Linked DNA regions of Mus musculus: all the other regions are linked to region 2. Evidence: chromatin loops called from intact Hi-C (ENCODE). Cell type or tissue: heart. All regions are shown on one strand. Each heading gives the region's core, and the rest is flanking DNA. Links, peaks and the distances in the headings are about the cores only.

What was found. Hi-C counts contacts between places; a loop is a spot of excess contacts. Peaks named below come from ENCODE experiments on the same cell type or tissue, not always from the same donor. Only the 100,000 strongest peaks of a DNase experiment are listed, where the experiment ranks them.
Region 1: a loop joins it to region 2, with 2.4 times the contacts of the local background. A loop is called at or near these places in 3 of 42 quality-filtered maps.
Region 3: it touches region 2 in a loop (4-fold over the local background); 16 of 42 quality-filtered maps call a loop at or near these places.

What each region holds. Positions count from the first base shown.
Region 1 is chr7:80,532,601-80,539,126 of GRCm38, forward strand. It overlaps Blm (Bloom syndrome, RecQ like helicase), which reads right to left and starts at 2,519. Exons shown (of 22, transcript NM_001042527.2): 1 at 2,443-2,519. In heart, for the core only: a CTCF peak has its summit at 2,511; DNase peaks (open chromatin) are centred at 1,961 and 2,601; H3K4me3 peaks cover 2,306 bases; H3K27ac peaks cover 1,870 bases.
Region 2 is chr7:80,381,587-80,389,717 of GRCm38, forward strand. Fes (feline sarcoma oncogene) reads right to left here and starts at 6,360. Exons shown (of 19, transcript NM_010194.2): 1 at 6,251-6,360; 2 at 5,536-5,757; 3 at 5,225-5,398; 4 at 2,605-2,701; 5 at 2,248-2,431; 6 at 1,683-1,820; 7 at 1,484-1,603; 8 at 1,225-1,347; 9 at 935-1,121; 10 at 727-810; 11 at 15-224. The coding sequence starts at 5,748. It overlaps Furin (furin (paired basic amino acid cleaving enzyme)), which reads right to left. Exons shown (of 16, transcript NM_011046.3): 16 at 7,608-8,131. In heart, for the core only: a CTCF peak has its summit at 4,805 (motif pointing right); DNase peaks (open chromatin) are centred at 4,865, 5,025, 5,575 and 6,435; H3K4me3 peaks cover 1,930 bases; H3K27ac peaks cover 2,042 bases.
Region 3 is chr7:80,685,311-80,691,836 of GRCm38, forward strand. It overlaps Crtc3 (CREB regulated transcription coactivator 3), which reads right to left and starts at 3,567. Exons shown (of 15, transcript NM_173863.2): 1 at 3,297-3,567. The coding sequence starts at 3,428. In heart, for the core only: CTCF peaks have their summits at 2,812 and 3,406; DNase peaks (open chromatin) are centred at 2,911, 3,581 and 4,151; H3K4me3 peaks cover 2,397 bases; H3K27ac peaks cover 1,919 bases.

The sequences.
Region 1 (6,526 bases), core at 1-5,000, 150 kb after region 2:
AGGCTGAAGCAAGGATAGCCAGGTCACAGCCAACCTGAGCTATATAATAAAATCTTGTCTCAAAAACCAAGAGCTGATGGTATAGTTCACAGTTAGAGTGCTTGTATGCTACACAGAATACTAAACTAAAAAATGTGAACCACTCAAGTATGAGTACACTGTAAACAATTACCTAAGAAAAATCTATTATAGCCTATTTTATAACTAAAATGTGTTAAGAACTTGTGAAAAAAACAAAAACAGGACCATTCGGTTGGCTTAGGCAGTAAGACTGCTGGCCAAGCCTGAGAACCTGATTCGAATCCCCTGGCCCCACACGATGGCAGAGAACTGCAAGTTGTTCTCTGATCCCATCAAGCTCACACACAAATAAAAAATACTGTTAAAGTTTTGTTATGAGTCAGGCAGTAGTGGTGCACACCTTTAATCTCAGCGCTCAGAAAGCAGAGGCAGGCAAATCTCTGAGTTCAAGGCCTGGTCTACTGAGTAAATTCCAGGACAGCCGGAGCTACACTGAGAAACCCTGACTCAAAACCACCCCCAAAATAATATTAATAATAACAAAAACAATAATAGCCAGAGTGACAGAAAGACATTATAAATGTAATGAGCATTTTAATGTTTGTTTTGGGTTTTGGAGACAGGGTCTCATATAGTCTAGACCGGTCTCAAATTTACTATGCACCCGAGGAAAACTTTCAACTTCTGATCCTTCTGTCTCCACCTTCTATGTGTGTGTGGATTATAGGCTTGCTCTGGGAGGTAGCTTGCTTCTAAGATAGTCTTTATAAAGCTGCTCTTAACTTTCCATTCTCCTGTCTCATTCAAAGTGCCAATTGGGGTCATAGGTGTGAACCACCAAAATTCCTAGTGGCAACTGATCTTATTCTACAGGAAAGCAAGATACTCAAAGGCTTTTAGGCACAAAATTATACAGATAATTTTTCAATTACTTTGAACCTGGTAAGACAGAAAAGGCCTGGGAAGATGGCTCAGTCAGTAAACTGCTTGTAGTATGAACATAGGGACCTGATTTCAGATCTCCAGAACCCACTTAGAAAGTCAGGAGTGGTAATGTGCATCTATAATGCCAGTCCTGGGAGGCTTGCTAGTTTAATCAGTAAGTTCCAGGTTCAGTGAGACTGCCCCAAACACTAAGATGGAAGACAACTGCAGAAGGTACCTCTGGTCTTCTTGCACATTAACACACACACACAAACATGGACAAGAACATACTCCTATCTCCATTCCTGACAAAAGGTAAAAATTTAGAAAATAGAGCATGTCCCTCAACCAAGTTTAAGATGCTACATTCTGTCCAGCAGTGGCAGCCATTGCCTTTAATTCCAGCACTCAGGAGGGAAAGGCAGTGGAATCAGGGTTCGAGGCCAGCCTGGTCTACAGTGGGCTACACAGAGAAATCTGTGAGTCTCTTTTGCAGAAGTACATATTTCACAGTATATACACTTTAAATAACAGGGATGGTGACATGGGTCTGTAACTCAAGCACTTGAGAGGTTGAGGCTGAAAAGATCATGGAGTCCAAAGTCACCCTCAGCTCTACAAGTTTGAGGCCAGACGGGACTACAAGATCCAAAACAAACAAACTGGTACTAAATCCCTATCTTGGGAACCTAAAAATCCCACTTCATCCAAGCAAAGTTAAAGTGACATCCAAACAGAATAGCAGTCAGGCTAACAAAATGTTGACTCAAGCCGGTGTGACGTCAACTCAGCACTGGATGGCTGAGACGGTGTGACGTCAACTCAGCACTGGATGGCTGAGACAAGTTCCTTCCAAGCTCAATTAAATGTATTACTCCCCAGGCGTCTGCCTCTCTCCTTCTCCTCCATCTTGTCATCTCTCGATCAGTCTTTCCCACCCCTACCCCTTGCTGAGGTAGGAGAGCTGTGTATTTAAAGGCGACACCGGAAGATGGCAGGTTCATCTCAGTCACCCTCACCCGGTAACCTATGACAGTTAAGAGGGACTGGGAGGAAGCCTGGGGCAGTGAGATAGGCTTCAGAGCTGGGCAGGTCCTATTCAAACCTCATCTGGCATCCAAGCCCGCGCGCCCTTTCGGCAAACGAGGTCTGAGCTCCTGCTTCTCCGATTAAAAACAGGGCACCTCCACCTCTTCTGGCGTCTCGAAAGCATGCATTGCTACGAGGGGTCGTTGCAGCACTACACAAACTACGGGAAGCAGATGAGCTAATTTCTCGCGTATGACAATCAAGGCCTTAAGGAAAGTGTGGACAGTGAGACTCGAGCCTCGGCCGCCTGACATGGCCTTTTCTGGGTCACCAGGTCTCTACTCCGGTCTGGGCTTCTCGCCACAAGCGAGGCTCGGAGAACCTGGGACGGATGACTGGTGAAATGGCCAAGGCCTCGGGCTCTGTTAGTCGGCGGAGCCACCGCAACCCAGCGCGCGCCGAACTCACCTCACTCAGGCTTACGTCGCGCCGGGCGGAACCACCATCCAAACTCCGCGCGCCGACACGGCCCTCCTGCGCCCCGCGCCGCACGCTCTGCGCGGCAAGAAGGATGATTCTGATTGGGTAATCCCTGAAGGATCTAACCAATACCGTGGCCTCTGGCTCCTGGCCCCGCCCCTAGAGCTGCTGGGGCGGTATCCCCCGAGCACGTACTACTAAAGCCCAATCCGAATGCAGCTGACCGGTCAGGTGATTATGGCAAACTACCTGGCTTCCGGCGTAGTAAGGCTTTGTTTTGTTTTTTGTTTTTTGTTTTCCTAGTGTAGGGAAAGGCGCCTGAAGCCCAGTCTGTGGCATGGTAGAGATTTTGTGATGTTTGAAGACAGCCGAGGCTTGCTAGTTCCGGTAAATCAGGCGAAGCGTCTGTGGGCCTCTTCTTTTGGATCTCACCCTCTATTCTTGTGAAACTTCGGCGGTTCTTCCACTGCTGACTGTCATTAATCGGTCGCAAGCTCAGATACTTCAGCTGGCATGCAGATGCCGAGGGTGAAGCTTCAGTTCTAGTGGGTAGCTTCCACCATGAATGCAGCCCGGTGATGCCTGATCTTCTATTTTTGTAACTTTTAGTTTTTTTGAGACCGGACCTTACATAGCCCAGGTTGGCCTCAAACCTCCACCAAATTGTGTAGGAGAAGCTGACCTTGAACTCCCGATCCACCTACTTACACTTCCCAAATACTAGGATTACATATTCCACCAAAGTGGGCTCTTGTTAATTTTTTTCTCTTCCAACCCTGTCATCTGTCCTTACCCTCTTTTTATTTTATTTATTTATTTATTTATTTATTTATTTATTTTGGTTTTTTGAGACAGGGTTTCTCTGTATAGCCTTGGCTGTCCTGGAACTCACTCTGTAGACCAGGCTGGCCTCCAACTCAGAAATCCACCTGCCTCTGCCTCCCAAGTGCTGGGATCAAAGGCGTATGCCACCACTGCCGGACCCTTTCCCTCTTTTAAGGAGTAAATTCAAACTGTTACAACAATATGGAAAACAGTACAAAGGATTTGAAAGATACTAAAAGTTACCTCATGACCCAGAAACATCTCCTCTGACATATACCCAAAGAAAATTAATAAATAACTTCCTAAAGCTATCAGCTTTCCCTTGTTCATTGCTGCATAATCCACAATAGCCAAGATATGAAAATAAGCTGTCAGGAGAAAGACGGGAAATGCACATCAGAATAGTAATTAGCCTGGTAAAAAGAACCAGATCTTTCCATTTAGGGACATTATGCTAAGTGAAATAAGCCAGACACAGTAAATTATTATTGCATGATCTTATATGTGGGATCTTTATAAAATTTAAATATTCATATCTAGAGAAAACTGGTGGAGAGTTGTGGGTTAGAGGACACATATAGTGAAAATACCTAGAGATCCAAAATACAATATGCAAGTTCTATATATTGCATTTGTGCTAAACTATTATGAGTTACAAAAACCAAGGAAGTATAGCTGCAGATGATGACTAGACTCATGTGTTTCATTATTGTAAATTTCTTACTATCTATATGTGTCTGCATCTTTAGGCATCCTGCTGACAAACTGATAAAATGTTTTTAAAGCTGCGTCTATGTAGCCCTAGCTAGCCTGTTACTTAATTATGTAGACTAAGCTGGCCTCAAACTTAGAGACATCTGCCTGCCTCTGCCTTCTGAGTGCTAGGAAGTGCAGGCATGCCTTGAAATTTCCTTCCTTCCTTCCTTCCTTCCTTCCTTCCTTCCTTCCTTCCTTCCTTTTTTTTCTCTTTTTCCCTTTTCTTTTTCCTTCCTTCCTTCCTTTCCTCCTCATTTCTTCTTTCTCTCTTTTGTTTGTTCTTTCTTTCTGAGACAGGGTTTCTTTGTGTAGTCTTGGCTGTCCTGAAACTCACTCTGTAGATCAGCCTCGCTTTGAACTCTGAGATCCACTTACCTCTGCCTCCCAAGTGTTGGCATTAAAGGTGGTTAACACAACTACCCAGCTATGCATTGAAATTTTAATGCCCTTGCCTTCCAAGGAGCATGCCTGCAGCACCAGACCCCAATAATTAAGCAGTTTTTAAATAGCAAATGGAAAAGCATACAGAATAGAGGTAAGAAGAAGATATGAACAATCTACCAAAAAGAGTAGAACCAACAACACTGGGACTCAAGTGGTCGCACCCAGGCAGTAAGTGTGATGCTCACAACTTCCTGAAGGAACACTTAGCTAAATGTGCCTGCATGTCACATTCTCCTTTTTCGTTTATCTTCACTTCTCTGTCCCTAGTCAAGTCATTGTGCTAGATGGGCCCTGAAGAACTACAATACATCTGGGCTCAGTCTGTCGAGAGGGACAATACATAAGTTAATATTCATAGTAGCAATACAAGTTAGCTGTGGTGGTGCATGCTTATAATTGAAACACTCGGGAGGCAGATGCAGGAAGATCTCCAATTTGAGGTCAGCCTGAGGTATGTAGCCAGACCCTGTCCCAAAACAAAACAGTACCAATCAATGTCATGAACATGCTAGCTCAAGTTATGCTATCACAACAGGGATGCAAATGCAGATGTGGAGGACCAGAAAAGACTGCAGAGAAGGTGCCCTGATCTGAGGGCAAGTGAAAGACCAGCACGCTTCCATGTAAGGCTTAAAAGTCATCTTATAGTAAAAACAAACTAGGTTCACTTCTGTTTATGATTCAGCCTCTGTTTCTCAATGTCCCTATGTCCCACCTATAAGTACACATGGTTCTGTACCGCCTATTCTAGGAATGGCAATCACATCTTCATTTCAGGAGGTCATTATAACTAGCTTGCTATGTGTATGTTCTGCTCCTGTAACCCTGAGTATTTTGCCCACCAAACCCCTCATTTGGAAACCCCCTACCCTGAGCTATAAAAGCCTGTCTTCCTCATATTCAGGGCTGATCTCTAAAATTCCAATTTAGGGTGGGACAGCCAGCTGATCAGTCTCGGGTGCACCTCTAAAATAAATGATGCTGCAGTTAGATGGTTGTAGGTTGGGTCTCTCTCCTCACACTTTTCAGACTTAACGGTAAGGCCAGGAAATCGGGGAAGGGTTACAGCTCAGTGGTAGAGCAGGAGCTTAGCTTAGCACAGAGAAGGCTCTGGATTCCACCTTCAGTACAACCTTCCTCAGAGCTCAGCAAGATAGAAAGACTACAAGGCAGCTTTGATGAAATGCAAGAAGATGGAGCTACAGAGCCAGACTCTGTCTCTACACAAAATGGTAGCAATCGAAGCCACGAACATGCTATCTCAGGTCACGGTATCAGCAGACCCTCCACATCTGCATATGCAGGATCACATCTGGGGGGACTTTGTGATAGTAAGAGTGGGTGATGAGAGGTTTGCCTGGCAACAGCATGTGTCTCAGAGAGAGAGAAAGAGAAAGAGGGGGGCGGGGTTCTACATCCACATAGTCCTTGGTTTCAACCAACCTTGAACTTTTTTTTTTTCATTTTTTTTTGTCTATGTAGTCCTGGCTGGCCTCAAACCCACAGAGATATGCCTGCCTTTGTCTTGTAGGTGCTGGAAGAGAAGGCATGCACCACCAAAACCAGACTGAATTTTCTTTTTAATGTTGTCTTGTTGTGTTGTTTTTTAAGCAGTACTTACAGCTGGATATGTCTGGTCATACTTGTACTCCCAGAACTCTGAGGTAGAATTGCCATGAGTATGAGACCAGCTTGGACTGCAGAGTGGAGGCCATGTCTCAAAACAAATTGAGGACAGAAAAGCCTCTAGCCGGGCGTAGTGGCGCACACCTTTAATCCCAGCACTCAGGAGGCAGAGGCAGGCAGATTTTTGAGTTCGAGGCCAGCCTGGTCTACAGAGTGAGTTCCAGGACAGCCAGGGCTACACAGAGAAACCCTGTCTCAAAAACCCAAAAAAAAAAAAAAAAAAAAAAAAGAAAAAGAAAAAGAAAAAGTAAAAAGAAAAGCCTCTAACCATCCATCCATCTTGTGTTAGGTATTGCAATTTAGAGATGATTTCAATTTTATTGTGGGGCTGGGAGTGTAGTTCAAAGGTAGAATATTTGCC
Region 2 (8,131 bases), core at 1,772-6,771:
CCCAGCCCACTCACATCTGAGGACTGGATGATGAAATGTCGGGGCTGGCCATCCCACATCACAGACAGTACATACTCCTGCTTGCCCTGGCTCTCCCGAACCAGGAAGTCCCCGGAGTGTGTTAGCAGCTCAGCTACCTCTGCCCGAGGGATAGCCCCGTGGTACCACAGCTGCTCATAGAGAGGCTTCTGCACCTCCGGCACGAGCTGCAGTGGTGGAGGGATCTGGGAGGAGCACGCAGGAGTCACTGGACTGGCTCAGAGCGGGAGAACCCTGGGCCAGCGTGGGGTTTCTCATATGCTCTTCTCCTTACAGCGACACTAGAGCGGCTGGCCTGGCTCAAGCTCGCTCTGAGCACAACCAGAATGGGAAGCTTAGGCTAGCAGATCCCAACCAAGTTAGTACTTTTCTCCTCTGAACCACGGGCCCCTCTGTCACTCCCAGAGCGGGCAGAGGAGTGGAGTAGCTCTGCAGCATACAGGGATGGCGAGGAGAGAACATGGGGGCTGGTAGGGCTCAGAGGTATCTGCAGCCTGGAACCCCAAGGAAGGAAAGGATGTCCCCTGACAACCCCCATCCCCTCACCCTCACCCCCGCCCCAGTGAAAGCCGTCTAGGCAGGCAGGTCCTTCTATGCAGGTGTGGAGGTCTAAGGAGCTTATCTGAGGCTCCTGGCCTGGCCTAACTAGATGGGCAGAGGTAGAGGCCCAGCCTTGGTACTACTCACAGAGAACTTGGGGCGGAAGATTCCGGAGAAGTGGCTTTTAAGGATCTCCAGTGTGGGTGTCCTTCCCCCCTCTCGCTCCTGCTCCTGAGGCCAGGGACAGACGTCAGCGAGTGGCCAGGCTTAGGGAGGGGGAGGGCAAAAATGAGGAGCACAGCCCCTGCAAGCAGGCTGGCAGGGGAGGGCATCGTCGTGGTAGGGCGCATCTCACCGTGGAGGAGGTGGAATGGCGGTCATCCTGAAGGAGCGGCACGGCTGGGGGCTCGCCCGTGCCGAGCTGCTCCATCTTGCTCTGCAGAAGTTCCTGCTGGGCCTGAAGCTTGTCCTGGCTGCACAGTGCTATCTGCAACCCTTGTATTGCCTCTTGCAGCATCTGCCTCTTGCTCAGAAGCTGCACCCTGCAGGCAGGAGCAGGGCAGAGAGAGGGTGGGTCTGAAGCTTGCGGCACCAGCAGAGGGGCGGGCGGGAGTCAGGAGGCTGCTGCCCGTGGGGCCTGCTCACCGTTCCCGGGGGTGGGTGTTCTGTTCCTCACTTTGGAGCTCACGCTGCAGCTGACTGACCATCTCCTGCCGGCTCAGCACCTCTTTGGTGGCCACAGCCAGTTCATCTGTCACAGAAGTCAGCCTGTACCCCAAGGGCAGGAGAATGAAAGCTGGGCCCCCACCACATGCACCCCAACAGAGCCAACCTAGCCTGGCCACCTGGCCAAGGGCTCCCTGCCCACACCCACACGTGGGTAGCGTGACAGAGGAGTACACACGTGTGTTGCACGCTCTCCAAGGTCAACTCGTTCAGCTGCAGCTCCCCTGGCTCCAGCTGTTCCCCGTCTTCAAGAAGCGACTCATCAAAAGTGACACAAGGTGGCACATCAGGGGTGGATCTGTGGGTGGACAAGGTCCTTCAGTGAATCCGTCAGAAGTCCTGGCGCTCAGGAGGCTCAAGGATAAGGACCAGCTCACCCATATTGTCGCAGGAAGCCTAGGTACTCAAACTCAGGCTGGATCCGAGCAGCAGCTGCAGCCAGCTCACGGTGAATGGATGCCACATCGTCCTGCACCAGACTGCTAATCTCCAGGTATTCCTGCAGGATGTCCTTCCTGCATTGCCCCCCACCCCATAGAGCCACTGAGTCAGAGGACCTCAGGCTAGGCAAGAAGGCTAGCTCAGCCTAGGGCAACACTTCCGGAACAATTCTAGGGTGACCCCCCCCCACACACACCTTAGCTCATATGCAAGTGAGTAACTTTAGGCAAATAAATCATTTAAGGCCGCCCTGGCCTTCTGCTTCCTGATAGGATAGTAGGTATACTGGCAGTGGTAACAGAACCACTGAGATTCTGTGGGTAGGGCCTGGTACACAGGAAGTACTCTGGAACTAGGTCCCCAATAAATGTATAAGGCAGTAATGTGCTGCTGACCCCCAAACCCTGTCTCCCCAAGGCTTAGCACCGCCACCCCTCCCCCACTGCCCAGTTCCAGCCTTCTGTTCTACTGTTGGTTAGACAGCACCGGGACTGCGCTTACAGAATGCCCGCCATCTCCTCGTGCAAATCCTGCAGTGACTGCAGCAGGCCAGGCAGCATGAACCGGTGGTGGTGGTGGTGGTGCAGCTGTGCGGCCCTCACACCCAGGACGTAGCGGTTGTGGTGGGCAAAGAGCTTCCACAGGCTCCGGACATACTTGTCTTTGGCCTTGTCTCGATCCTTGTCTGCCAGGTGAGAGGTGAGAGGGAGGGAGGGAGAGTGGGAGTGGGCGCGCATATACCCATGCTCAGGGCATGGGGTTGGTATCCCAGAGGCCTAAGGAGCAGCCCCCACTCCCTGGGCACTAGCTATAGGTCTACTAGACTGGGTTTTCTCCCTGCCAGGAAGAAGAGCGAACCTTTGCTGGCTTCCTGGTACTTGCGCCTGGCCTGGGTGCTATCTCGTACCAGGGTCCGGTACTGAGTCTTCAGCTTCTCAATGTCCTGGCTGTGGGTCTGGAAGGAAAAGGGAGGTCAGGGCGCGGAGGCAGACCCTTACGCCTGGGGCAATCACATCTGAGGCAAGGTCCTGCCGCCCAGGCTGTCAGGTTAGAGGAACTCATCCTTCCCAGGGAGTCTGGAGACTTGTGGGGAAGGGGGCTGCTAAGGTCAGGGTCAGAGGAGCTGCTGAAGGAGGCAGGAAAGAATTCGGGACAGGCTCCTACTATCCTTCCTGGTGGCAGATATGTAGATTCATATGACCCTATAGTCAAAAAAAAAAAAAAATTCCGCCGGGCCCCTGAGCCATCGCCCAGTCCCTGGTTTTCTGCCTTTGAAATGTATTCATGATGCGGAAGGGTGGTGGTGGTGCACGCCTTTAATCCCAGTACTCGGGAGACAGAGGCAAGCAGATTTCTGAGTTTGAGACCAGCCTGGTCTACAAAGTGAGTTCCAGGACAGCCAGGGCTATACAGAGAAACCCTGTCTTGAACCCCCCCCCCCCAAAAAAAACCTCCTTAGGCTTGGTTATCATATTGAAATTCTTTTCCTTCTCATAATTTTTTTTTTTTGAGGTAGGGCCTCACTACCTCAAGACTATTCCAGGCTTACCCAGGACCCATTCTGTAGCCCAGGCTGGCCTCAAATTTGTCACAGTCCTATCTCTGGAATGCTGGGATTACACACATGAGCCACGACACTCAAGTTCACACTGAGTTACTATTTTATTTTAAAATTTTGTTCCATTTATGTATATGTGGTTGTATGTATGTACAGGAAGGCATGCCCACCAAAGCCAGAAGAGGCTGTCAGATCTCTGGGAGCTAAAGTCATAGGTATTTGTAAGCTTTGTTTGGTGTAGGTATTGGGATCTGAATTCTGATCCTCTAAAAAAGAGTAAACATTCTTAACACTAAGCCCTACAAAATCATGCTTGTGTGTGTGTGTGTGTGTGTGTGAGTGTGAGTGTGTGTATGTGAGTGAGAGTGTGTGTGTGTGTGTGAGTGTGTGTGAGAGAGTGTGTGTGAGTGTGTGTATGTGTGTGTGTGAGAGAGAGTGTGTGTATGTGTGTGTGTGTGAGTGAGAGTGTGTGTGTGAGTGTGTGTGTGAGAGTGTGTGTGTGAGTGTGTGTATGTGTGTGTGTGAGAGAGAGTGTGTGTGAGTGAGAGTGTGTGTGTGTGTGTGTGAGTGTGTGAGTGAGAGTGTGTGTGAGTGTGTGTGAGAGTGTGTGTGTGAGTGTGTGTATGTGTGTGTGTGAGAGAGAGTGTGTGTGAGTGTGTGTGTGCTATGGTGCACATGTAGAAGTGTCAGAAGACAAGGTGCAGGAGCTGGGTCTCTCCTTACTGTGAGTCCCAGGGACCAAACTCGGGTTGTCAGGCAAGGCAGTAAATCAACCTTCACACACCGAGCCGCCTCGCTAGCTTTTTGTTTTGTTTTGTTTTGTTTTGTTTTGTTTTGTTTTGTTTTGTTCTGGGCAAGTTCCCCTGCTCTATAGCCCAAGACAGTCTGCAACCTATGGCAATCCTCCTGCCTCTATTGATTGAGTGCAAGGATTATAGACCACCATACACTTGTCTTTTACCTTAACTTCCAACATTTTTATTTTGCTCAGAGCCCTGCACAGTATGTTCCTGGTAGTAGGAACAGCGGGTGGTGGCCCAAGACTGGAATGCTCAGCCCAGTTCTCTTGCTTGGATGCTGGGACAAAATGTGCAAGCTTCATTTGGCTTCTTTGAATCTCAGGTTCCCCATCTGTAACTGATTGAATCCATAGACTTTGCCAGTCTTTTTTTTTGGGGGGGGTATGTTTTTGAGACAGGGTTTCTCTGTGTAGCTCTGGCTGTCCTGGAACTCACTCTGCAGACTAGGCTGGCCTCTAACTTGGAGATCAGTTTGCCTCTGCCTCCCAAGTGGTAGGATTAAAGGCGTTCACCACCACTGCCTGGCAACTTGGAAAGTCTTAAAGAGCCAGCTAGTATATATTTCGAGCATGTAGGTCATAGAGTTCTGCAGGAATTACTCCATTCTTTCGCTGAAACATAGGATCCCAAACGATGGGAGGACAAATGAGCATGAAACCCTTAACTAGAATTGAGTTAGGAAAGTCTGGGAAGGCGGACCACAAGAGGGCGCTGTGGGTCCATGGTAGGACCCAGCTCTGTGGCAATGAGGGGTGTGGTACTGGGAGATTGACCAGTGAGTGAATTGGGGAGAGAGGCACCCAGAGACAAAGCAGCTGCCTGTAACCCAGCCTGTAGCTGAAGAGCTGCTGGGACTCAGACCAGGGCAGGATTCGGCCTCTGGGGCCCTGGCGGGGTCCACTCTAAGCACACTTGCCCCCCCCCCCCAAGTCCCTCACAGTGGCTCAACAGGCCCTGTAGCAAGTTAGCCAAAGTTGTGAGAGGAAAGGAGGAAGCTGCAGCGGCAAGGCCACACAGGCCATCCTGGAGCTGGGCCTGCGGTCAGTGACTTCTGCTTCCCTAAGCACTCTTGTGTAAAACTGCACCTTATTGCGACAGCGTCCTCTGGGTGCCCGCCTACCTTGGTGAGCTCCTGCTGCAGCTGCTGCCACTGCTCGTTGTACGTCTTTCTCAGGTGCTGCCGCTCCCGGATCAGCACGCTCAGTTTGCTCAAGGGCCCCGAGTTCAGATCTTCTGCATGCTGCCGCAGCACCCGGCTCAAGTTCTCGGTCTGGCTTGTTATCTCTGCCCAGGACTACAGCACATTGTGGGATAGGGAAATGGGAAGAACAGGGCAATGGCCCGCAAGCCTGGGTTTGCATCCTTTCCAACCCCACCTCTAAGCGGGGAGGTGATGAGGGCAAGTGAATGGGAGAGCTCACGGAAGCTCACCTGGCTGACAGGGCTGTCGGGGCCGCTGCTCCAGCTCTGGCCTCCGCTGTCCTGCAAGGACATGTGGTGAAGCAATCCTGCATATTCCCGGTCACTCTTGACCCTCTGGGCCATCCACTTCCTCATGCCCTCCAATAAGCGCAGCTCAGCTTCCTGCATCTGCTGCACTGCCCCGTGGCCCTGGGGGCTGCACAGCTCTGAAGAGAAGCCCATAATGGTGTCCTGGGGACAGAAACCGGGTCATTCAGTGGAGACAAAAGAAGCGGCTGGTGATGGAAGATGAGGCTACGGTCGAAGAGGGCTGCGGGCGGGACATGGGTGGGGTTCTGCTTAGAAAAAAAAAAAAAATACCAAGAGGTGCAGAGAGCAGCCTGGACTGGGGCTGGCCCTTCTGCTTCCGATGTACTAGACTAGATTTCAGAGCCAGTGGTCCTGTTTCCAGGAACCAGACTGGAGGTCCCTAACAGGACCCTTCCCCCACACCATTCCTGGGTGTTACCGACTCCTGCCCTGCCCAGGGCCTTCAACAGTGCTGGACTGCGGCCTCCGGGAGCCACCGAAAAAAAACCCTATCACTGGGCTTTCCTGCTCTTCCCAAGATCCTAGCCCCACCCCCATCAGGTTTCAGGTTCCCAGAACACCCGCCTGGCCCCTTTCCGGTGCCCAGCCCTGCCCGTGTTCCACATAAACTCCTGGATCTCGAAGGTGGAGTTACCTTTCTCGGGCAGCTGCTCCTGGGGTAGGTGGCGGTGGACCGACTAAGGCCCAGAATCTGCCGGGCCAGTTCCTGATTCCTGCTTCCTCCTCCGTGGTTTCAGTTGCCCTAGGCCGCGGGGCGGGTCCACTATAGGGAAGAGAGAGCACAGCCCACCCCCCCATCCTGCTCCCCACTCTGCGTGCCCTGGGCCACAGCCTACAGCGACAGCTCAGCCACGGAAACGGAAGGGAGGAGGAGGCCGGCAAAGAATGGCCATGCGAAGAGTGGCCTGTGAACCAGGCACTCTCCAGGGTCCCGCGAACGCGGGGGAAGGAACCCAAAATGCAGTGGGGATGGACTCAAGGTGAGGCCTCAGGCAGGGTGTTGGGACCCCCGGGGCACCCAGGGTGTGTGGACTAATGTGAATCCTGACAGCGTGCTAGGGTGCCAGGGGGACATAGAGGAAGGAAGCCTAATCCTGTCCCTCCTCTGGATTCCCTAAGGAGACCTCAGGCGCCAGCCACTATTTGCATATAAAATCTCCAAGTCAAAATCCTAAGCAGAGGCCTGCTTCTCGGGCCCGGGTTCCGGTAGCACCCTTTCTCTCAGGCAGGGCGTTGAGTCTCAGTGGCAGCCTGGGCCAGCGTGGGGTATAGAACTGAGGAGAAATTATTTCCCCATGAGGGACTCAGGTTCCCCCAGCCATTCAATCCTGGTTTGCTGGGGTTTTTTTTGTTTGTTTGTTTTGTTTTTTCTTTTATTTTGAGAAAGGGTCTCTCTGTGTAGTCCTAGAACTTGCTATGTAGATCAGGCTGGCCTCAGATGAAGAGATGCCCTGCCTCTGCCTCCCAAATGCTGAGATTAAAGGTGAGCTCGGCTAGCTGTGATAAACACCAGAACTGAAAGCAGCCTGGAGAGAGAGATTGTCTGATTTAAGGATTAGAGTCCACCACCAAGGGAAGTCAGGGCTGGAGCTGAAACAGGAACCACGGAGGACACTGCTCGCTGGCCACTTGCTTTCACAGGCACCCCAGGATCTTTGTATGGGAAGGTAGACACCCCCAGTACACCGGGCCTTTCCACATCAGCCAGTATCAAAATGCTCCACCGACTTGCCCACAGGCCAATCCAATGGAGGCAACTTCTCAACTGAAGCTTCTCTTCCCAGGTGACACTAGCTTATGTCATGATAAAACCAAGGAGCACACAGATCTGGGTTCACTCAGGATCCCCTCAGACCTCAGCAGTGGAAGCCCTAGACCTCTTAGAGGCATTTAAGCCTTCTGACTTAAGCCAAACTGGCCCCTAGTTCCCACCCTTCCCCAGTCAAACAGCTAAGGGTCCCGAGAAGAGCTATAGACACTGGAGACCGGGCTTGGTTTGCATAGTCTGCACGTTTAATCACTTTAAAACCTCTAACATTATCTCGTGTCCATTAAATAGAACCAACAATGCCAGGCCTGTTTAAATTACAAGGAAAAAAAAAATCACTGTGCACCAACCCAGCATCTTACAAAACCAGCCTGGATGGCCGTGAGGGGTGGGCAGGAGAGCAAGGGGCACCCCTGGACAGGTAGGCTGGGTACTGAGAAGGGCTAAGGAAAAGAAAATGGGGGGGGGGGAGCCCAAGTGGGAGGGGACTGATTGTCCTAATGGGAAGGGTGCAAAAGGCACATCAGAAGAGGGGGTTTGGGGGGCATCATAGGCCAATGCTTTCTCCACCAGGGCACAGTGTTAGAAAGGGCTTGGTGGTGCCACCTGCCCACCCCTGGCACTTGGAGAGCCAGCGACCCATAAGCCCTTGGCACAACCCCATTTGAAACAGATGATGTCAGCCTACCCCTCCCACCACAACCCCCTTTCTTAGAGCCCACCGGGCTGGCCTGCCTCTTCAGGACA
Region 3 (6,526 bases), core at 1-5,000, 300 kb after region 2:
TCTCTGCTAGCTGGGCATGGTGGTGCACACCTGTACTCTTAACACTCAGGAGGCAGAGGTAGGAAAATCTCTGAGTTCGAGGCCAGCCTTGTCTACAGAGAAAATTCCAGGACAGCCAGAGAAACCCTGTCTTGAAAAAAACCAAGCCAAACCAAACAAACAAAACCTTTCACACTGTTTCTGAGGAAGCTGAAGCAAGCAACCTGGAAAAAAAAATTCTCCAAAATCTAGGGCCGTGGTTCTCAACCTTCCTAATACAGCAACCTTTTAATAAAACTCCTTATATTGTGGTAACCCCAAACCGTAAGAGTACTTCATTGCTACTTCCTAACTGTAATTGTGCCACTGTTGTGAATTGTAGTGCAAAACTCTGATCAGCCACGTCTGTGGGACTCCTGACCCACAGGTTGAGAACCGCTAATCTAGACCCTCAGTAGTGTTCAAGTCAGTCCCAGTGACTGGCCGTGATAACGTGAGCAGCTGAAGCTCCACACAGGCTAAGAAGAAATGTTATCTAGATCACTGCAGTGCCTGCCCATCAGTTAACATGCCTGCTGTAAGCAGTAAGCAAAGTCAGTACACTGGTCACCCAATCACCCTCTGCCAACTACATGGACGATTCTCCAAATGAGAGTGCACAAACACTTGAGGACCCAGGAGTTCTTTATGAGAAGTGTTTCATTCTGTGACTTCTGTGGGGAAATAAGCCTTTAAAATACTAAAGGAGCAGGGCTGGAGAGATGGCTCAGCGGTTAAGAGCACTGGCTGCTCTTCCAGAGGTCCTGAGTTCAAATCCCAGCAACCACATGGTGGCTCACAGCCATCTGTAATGAGATCCGATGCCCTCTTCTGTTGCGTCTGAAGAGAGCTAAAGTGTACTCATATACATAAATAAATTAAGAAAAAAAACCTAAATAAGCAAAAATTCCCTGGGCACACTCAGGGCTGTCACAAGTGTCTGTTCAAACACAATGGGACCCATTGGTCAAGGAGAAAACACAGGCTGAACTAACATGCAAATGACTCCCTGGCCCAGGTACAGGGCAAAATGGCATAAGTTTGTAGTAATTTGTAGTAATTAGCAGAAATAGCAACTGGATTAGCCTATAAGCCACAGTTGATCAGGTTCATTAAATTCAACATATCACATAGAGACCCCAAGTTCAGTGCATCAGAATAGCATTTCTCATACTACATGAAATTTGACTTGGATTTATGAATTTGTAACCTTGAGTTATTGCACACATAAATGTTTTGGTCTATGAGTGTATAGACGCTCTACCTAGTGAACTATATACACAAGATTATGTGCAAACACACATGAGTAAAATCAAAACTATATGAACACTAAGGATCTAGGAGGACCTGTTTTTAAAAATCTGACCCAGATCTGATGGTGCATGTCTGTGATCCCAGCATTAATGAACTAAGGAAAAGGGATGTCGAGCTAGAAGCCAGCCGAGCTACAGAGCACAAAAATAATCTGGGGGCTGGAGAGATGGCTCAGAGGGTAGGAGCACTGACTGTTCTTCCAGAGGTCCTGAGTTCAAATCCCAGCAACCACATGGCTCACAACCATCTGTGATAGAGATCTGACACCCTCTTCTGGTATGTCTCTTCTAAAGACAGCCACAGTGTACTTACATATAATAATAAATAAATCTTTAAAAAAACATTTAAAAATAATCTGTATATCACTCATGACCTCAGCACAAAGGATGATTTAAAGGGGGCCTCAAAATCGCATGAGCGACTGGACCAACTCTAGCTATACAGACACATAGAGCACATGTATGTGTGCATAAAGTCTGCCTTGTAACATCAACACAGGCCTTACACTAATCCATGGCTTTTACCCACACCTCTTCAATACATCCGAAGCTTGTCAGGCTCAGTCTAATCAAGGTCACAAAATGTCAAGGCCTTAGATGCCAACCTGTAAGCAGTATAACTGCTCAGGGCATAAGGACATTTTTTTCCTTGAAATTTTCAGCCTTCTATACAGAAGGCTGTATCTATCTGTATCCTGTATCTATCTCTTATCTCTCATATATTCCTTTTTTTCTTCTTCTTCCTTCAGTGCATGGAGAATGGAAGTTCAGAAAGCAGTCCACTTTGCCCTTACTGATGAGTGGTCTCGGTGTAGGGGGCTGTAACAGTGAGCCGTGTAAAGTGTATTATAGCAAGAAAGAGTTCACACTCCACTTGAGGGAAGTAACACTCAAGATTGTTTCCAAGTCTCTTAATTTTAAAGTAAGTCCGTTTAGTTTATGCTATACATTTATGTTAGTTTAGTTTATGTTAAATTTATGTTAAAAGAAAAAACTCCCAATTTAAACCCTAGCAACAGATTTTAGTTTTCTTGTTTTTGTTTTTCAATCCCAAACACTATGGTGGCCAAAATAGAATACGCTTGCACCTTGGGAAGCAGGGAAACAACCAGCTTGCAATCTGCTCACACGTCTGCTTCCAGCTGTCCACCCCCAGCATCTTCCTAGCCTCCCCCATCTGACAATGTGCCTTCAAGGCCAGCACTCAGAATCCTCAAGGCTGCCCACTCACGTTGACCCTCTGCAGTCTACACAGACACTCCTGCCGTCTCCATCCCCTGCCGTCCGCTCCAGTTGTCTAGCCTCCCAGGTGTTTGTTCCGACTCGCTCTTACTCATTCCTCTGGGTCCCTCCGCAGTCACCATCTGCGCTAGGCACCCTGTCAGTTCTCACTAAATATCTGATGCTGAGCAAATGCACCGGACCACGGAAAGCACCTCCAAGAGGCGAAGGAGGGAAAGCCACGGAATCTCAACGTGGTACCAAGGCCCCCTGCCACTCAGGGGCCAGCCGTCGATTCGCTTGTGCGTGCACCAAGTCTTCCCCTCGGGGAGGATGTGCGACCCTCCGGCCCCCGAGGCCTTCTACGCCGACAGTCAAGGGCTCGCTGGCCGTGGGTGTCCACGGAGAAGCCGCACCGCCCGAACCAGGCGTGCCTCGGTCCGGCCTCTGAGCTGCAGCTGCGTGCGATTTCCTCTCGGGGTCATCCTCCCGCTTAGGCCGCCCGGCCCCGCTGCCCGCCTCCCCGGGCTCGGCCGTTTCCAGCTCAACGCACCGAGGCCCGTCCACCGAGATAGCAAGCCGCATTCGGTGTCGCCAGGCCGGCCAGAGCCGAGGCCGCGGCCGCCCCGGCCCCACTCCCCACCCGCGGCCCCCGCCCGGCTCCGCCGCCGCCGCCTCGGCCCGGCGACCTCTTCCCCGCCGCGCGGACCCGCCCGCACCGCTCGCGCCGGCCCCGGAGCTCACCCGGGACAGGGTGAGGTCGGTCATGAGCTGCTCGAAGGCCCGCGTCTCCTCGGCCTGCCGCTGCGTGTGCAGGGCGATCTTCTCACTGAACTTCCGCGGGTTGGCGCTGCCCGAACCGGGCGAGGCGGCCATGGCGCGCGCCCGGCGCTAGCGGGCTAGGCACACGGCAGGCGCGGGGTTCCGCTGCTCGGCCCACCCGGTCTGTCCGCAGGCCGCCCAAGCCGCCGCCCGAAACCTGTCCTCCGGCGCGACCCGGCAGAGGAGCCGCCGCGGCCCCAGAGCCAGCGAGCGGCCGGGAGCGCGCCGAGGTCCGCCCCCGCGCGGCGGCTCCGCCCTCGGCGCGGCCCGCCCGGCCTCCGGGCCCCGAAGCCCGGCCTCCCAGCCGGGGAGCTCGACCTCCGGCGAGCCGACCGAGGGCTGAGCCCACGGTCCCCAGCCTGCTTCGGGACTTCTCACACCTATATCACGTCTGTAAAGTTAAGCTGCACCAATGTGTGAGAGCCGCTGGGTACCACTGCCCAGTGTGGATGTGTACATATGTATATGTGCATGCAGGCACCCACGGAGATCACACTAATCTAGGAACCAAACACGGGTCTTTGCCTCTGTAAGAGCTGTTTGTACTCTTAACTGAGCCATCTCTCCCATCCGTTCAACTTCGCTGGTAAAACAGCAAGTGGCCTCGTCAGGCTTCCCCCTTTTTAGCCCAGAAGCTGCTTCCAACATAATTGTACACCAAGATGTCCTGGAGAGTGTTGAGCATGACTGTGTTCTGTGAATTAGGACGTATTAGCGACATGAGGAGAAATACGGAAAATAACAACAACGCCCACGCACCTCATGATTAAACCATCAAAACATTTTTGCAGAGCCTGGGGACGGTGTTCAGCTGTAGAGCGCTTGTGTGACAAGCCCTAGGCCTTGGGTTTGATTCCAACACTGCAAATAAAATTTAAAAGGCATTTTGGGGCCAGCTAAATGACTCATGTGGAAGGAGATAACTGACTCCTGAGACTTGTCCTTTGGCCTCCACACTCAGGCTGTAGCAAGCACATACCTAGACACACATACACAATAAGACTTTTTAAAAATCGTTTTGCTTCATATGCTTGGAGTTTATTTAAAAAAAAAAAAAAAAGAACCCCACCTCATTCTTTGTCTCCATAAAAAGTAACTATGTTGGTAGTGATGTCTAACACTACTGTTCATTTTTTCAAAATTAACATATACTTATTATTCTGTTCTTCCTTTTATTGTGTATGATTTATTAATCCAGTTACTCTATGTGGGATAGGAAGTTTTATGTTTAAAATTTATACAAAAATGAGGCTGGGCATTATGGCAAGTGCCTGTAATCCTAGCAGTCAGGAGTTAGAGGCAGCAGGATCAGTAGTTCAAGGTCCTCCTTGGCTACATAATGAGAAGAAAGCCAGTCCAGACTGTATGATGACCTTGTCTCAAAAACAAAACCAAAAAGAATTTATAGACATGATGTGCAACTTTTGTATTTCCTGCAACTGTTTTTATATGTGTTGGTTTTTTACATTCATTCATTATTCATTTTGTGTGTGTGTGTGTGTGTGTGTGTGTGTACTCACATCCGCCAATAACTCAGGTTGGTGGCAGGCACATTTACCGACTTAGGGAGCTCACTAGTCCCTAGATTGTTTTGTTATAATTAGGCTTATGTGTCTGTTGTATTGTCCTACCCACCATGCTTTTTTTTCTTATTTTATATTTCTTGATTTTTATATGTATGTGTGTATGCTTGCATGCAATTATGTGCAGCATCTATGTATAGGGATCCTTGGTAGCCAGAAGGTGGCCTTAGTCCCCTGGAGCTGGAGTTACAGACGGTTGCTTGTGAGCTACCATCTGTACCATGTGGGTGCCGGGAACTGAACCTTGACCCTTTGCAAGAGCAGTAGGCACTCCTAACCACTGAGCCATCCCTCCAGTCCATCCATGCTTTTTCTTTACGTGTTGCCTTCTGCTTTTATGCCATACTGAGTTCATTTTCACACAGATGAGCCAGGCTGGACATGGTGTCATACATCTGAGATCTCACTACCTGGAGGGTGGAGGCAGGAAGACTGCAAGTTAAGGGTCATTCTGGGCCACTCTGTCTCAAAAAAAAAAAAAAAAAAAAAAAGCAAATGTGTTACTCTTTCAGAGAACCTGAGGTTGGTACCCAACACCCAAATTGGGCATTCACAGCCACCTGTCACTCTCTCTCCAGGGACTATGATAACTTTGCTTCCACAGGCACCTGCACCCAAGTATGCATGCCACACAGAGGCACATAGACACATGATTAAATGCAATCAAAATAAATCTTTAAAAAAAGAAGAAAACAAAAGAAAAATCTGGGCATGGTGGCACACACCATTTAATAACAGTACTTAGGAAGCAAAGGCTGCCGTTGGGTCTCTGTGAGTTGGAGGCCAGCCTGGTCTACAGAGTGAGTCAGCCCTCCTTCCCCACCACCTTAACAAACAAACAAACAAAACCAAATAAAGTAGGACTTTCTGGCTAGTTCGGGTAATAAAGGGGTTGCTGAGATGCCTGTTTGGAGGGCTGAGAGCAGACGCTGATGGAGCGCCAGGCTGCAGACAAGAGGCAGCAAAGGAACCATTCCCTCTCTTGAGATTGGAAGCCAGCTGGGAAAGCTGTCACTACACTGAGCTCCAAGCAGAGGCTCAGAAAACACACAGGAGGAGACTGTTCCCCACCCACAGTTTCATTTCCAAGGCTTCAATTATACTCCATCAACCGTAGTCTAAAAATATTAAGTGGGACATTTCCAAAAAATTCATAATTCATGAGTTTTTACATTGCTTGCCAATCTGAGCAGCATGATGAAACATTGTGTCGTCTCACAATGGGTGGGAGGGATCCACTAACCAAGCATACCGTGCCCTACAGACCGCCTGCCTGTGTGGTCACTTAGTAAGGTCTCTGGTAGTAGATCAACTATCAAAATAATGTACTTTCTTCACCTTTATTTCACCTAATTAAAAAAAAAAAAAGCCTCAACCAGGGACCAGCAAGGTGGCTCAGTGAGTAAAGGCACTGCCACCAGGCCTAACATCCTGAGTCTGATCCCCAGGATCCACATGCAAGAAGGACAGACCCGTTGGGCAGTGGTGGTGGCGCATGCCTTTAATCACAGCACTTGAGAGGTAGAGGCAGGCAGATTTCTGAGTTCAAGGCCAGCCTGGTTTACAGAG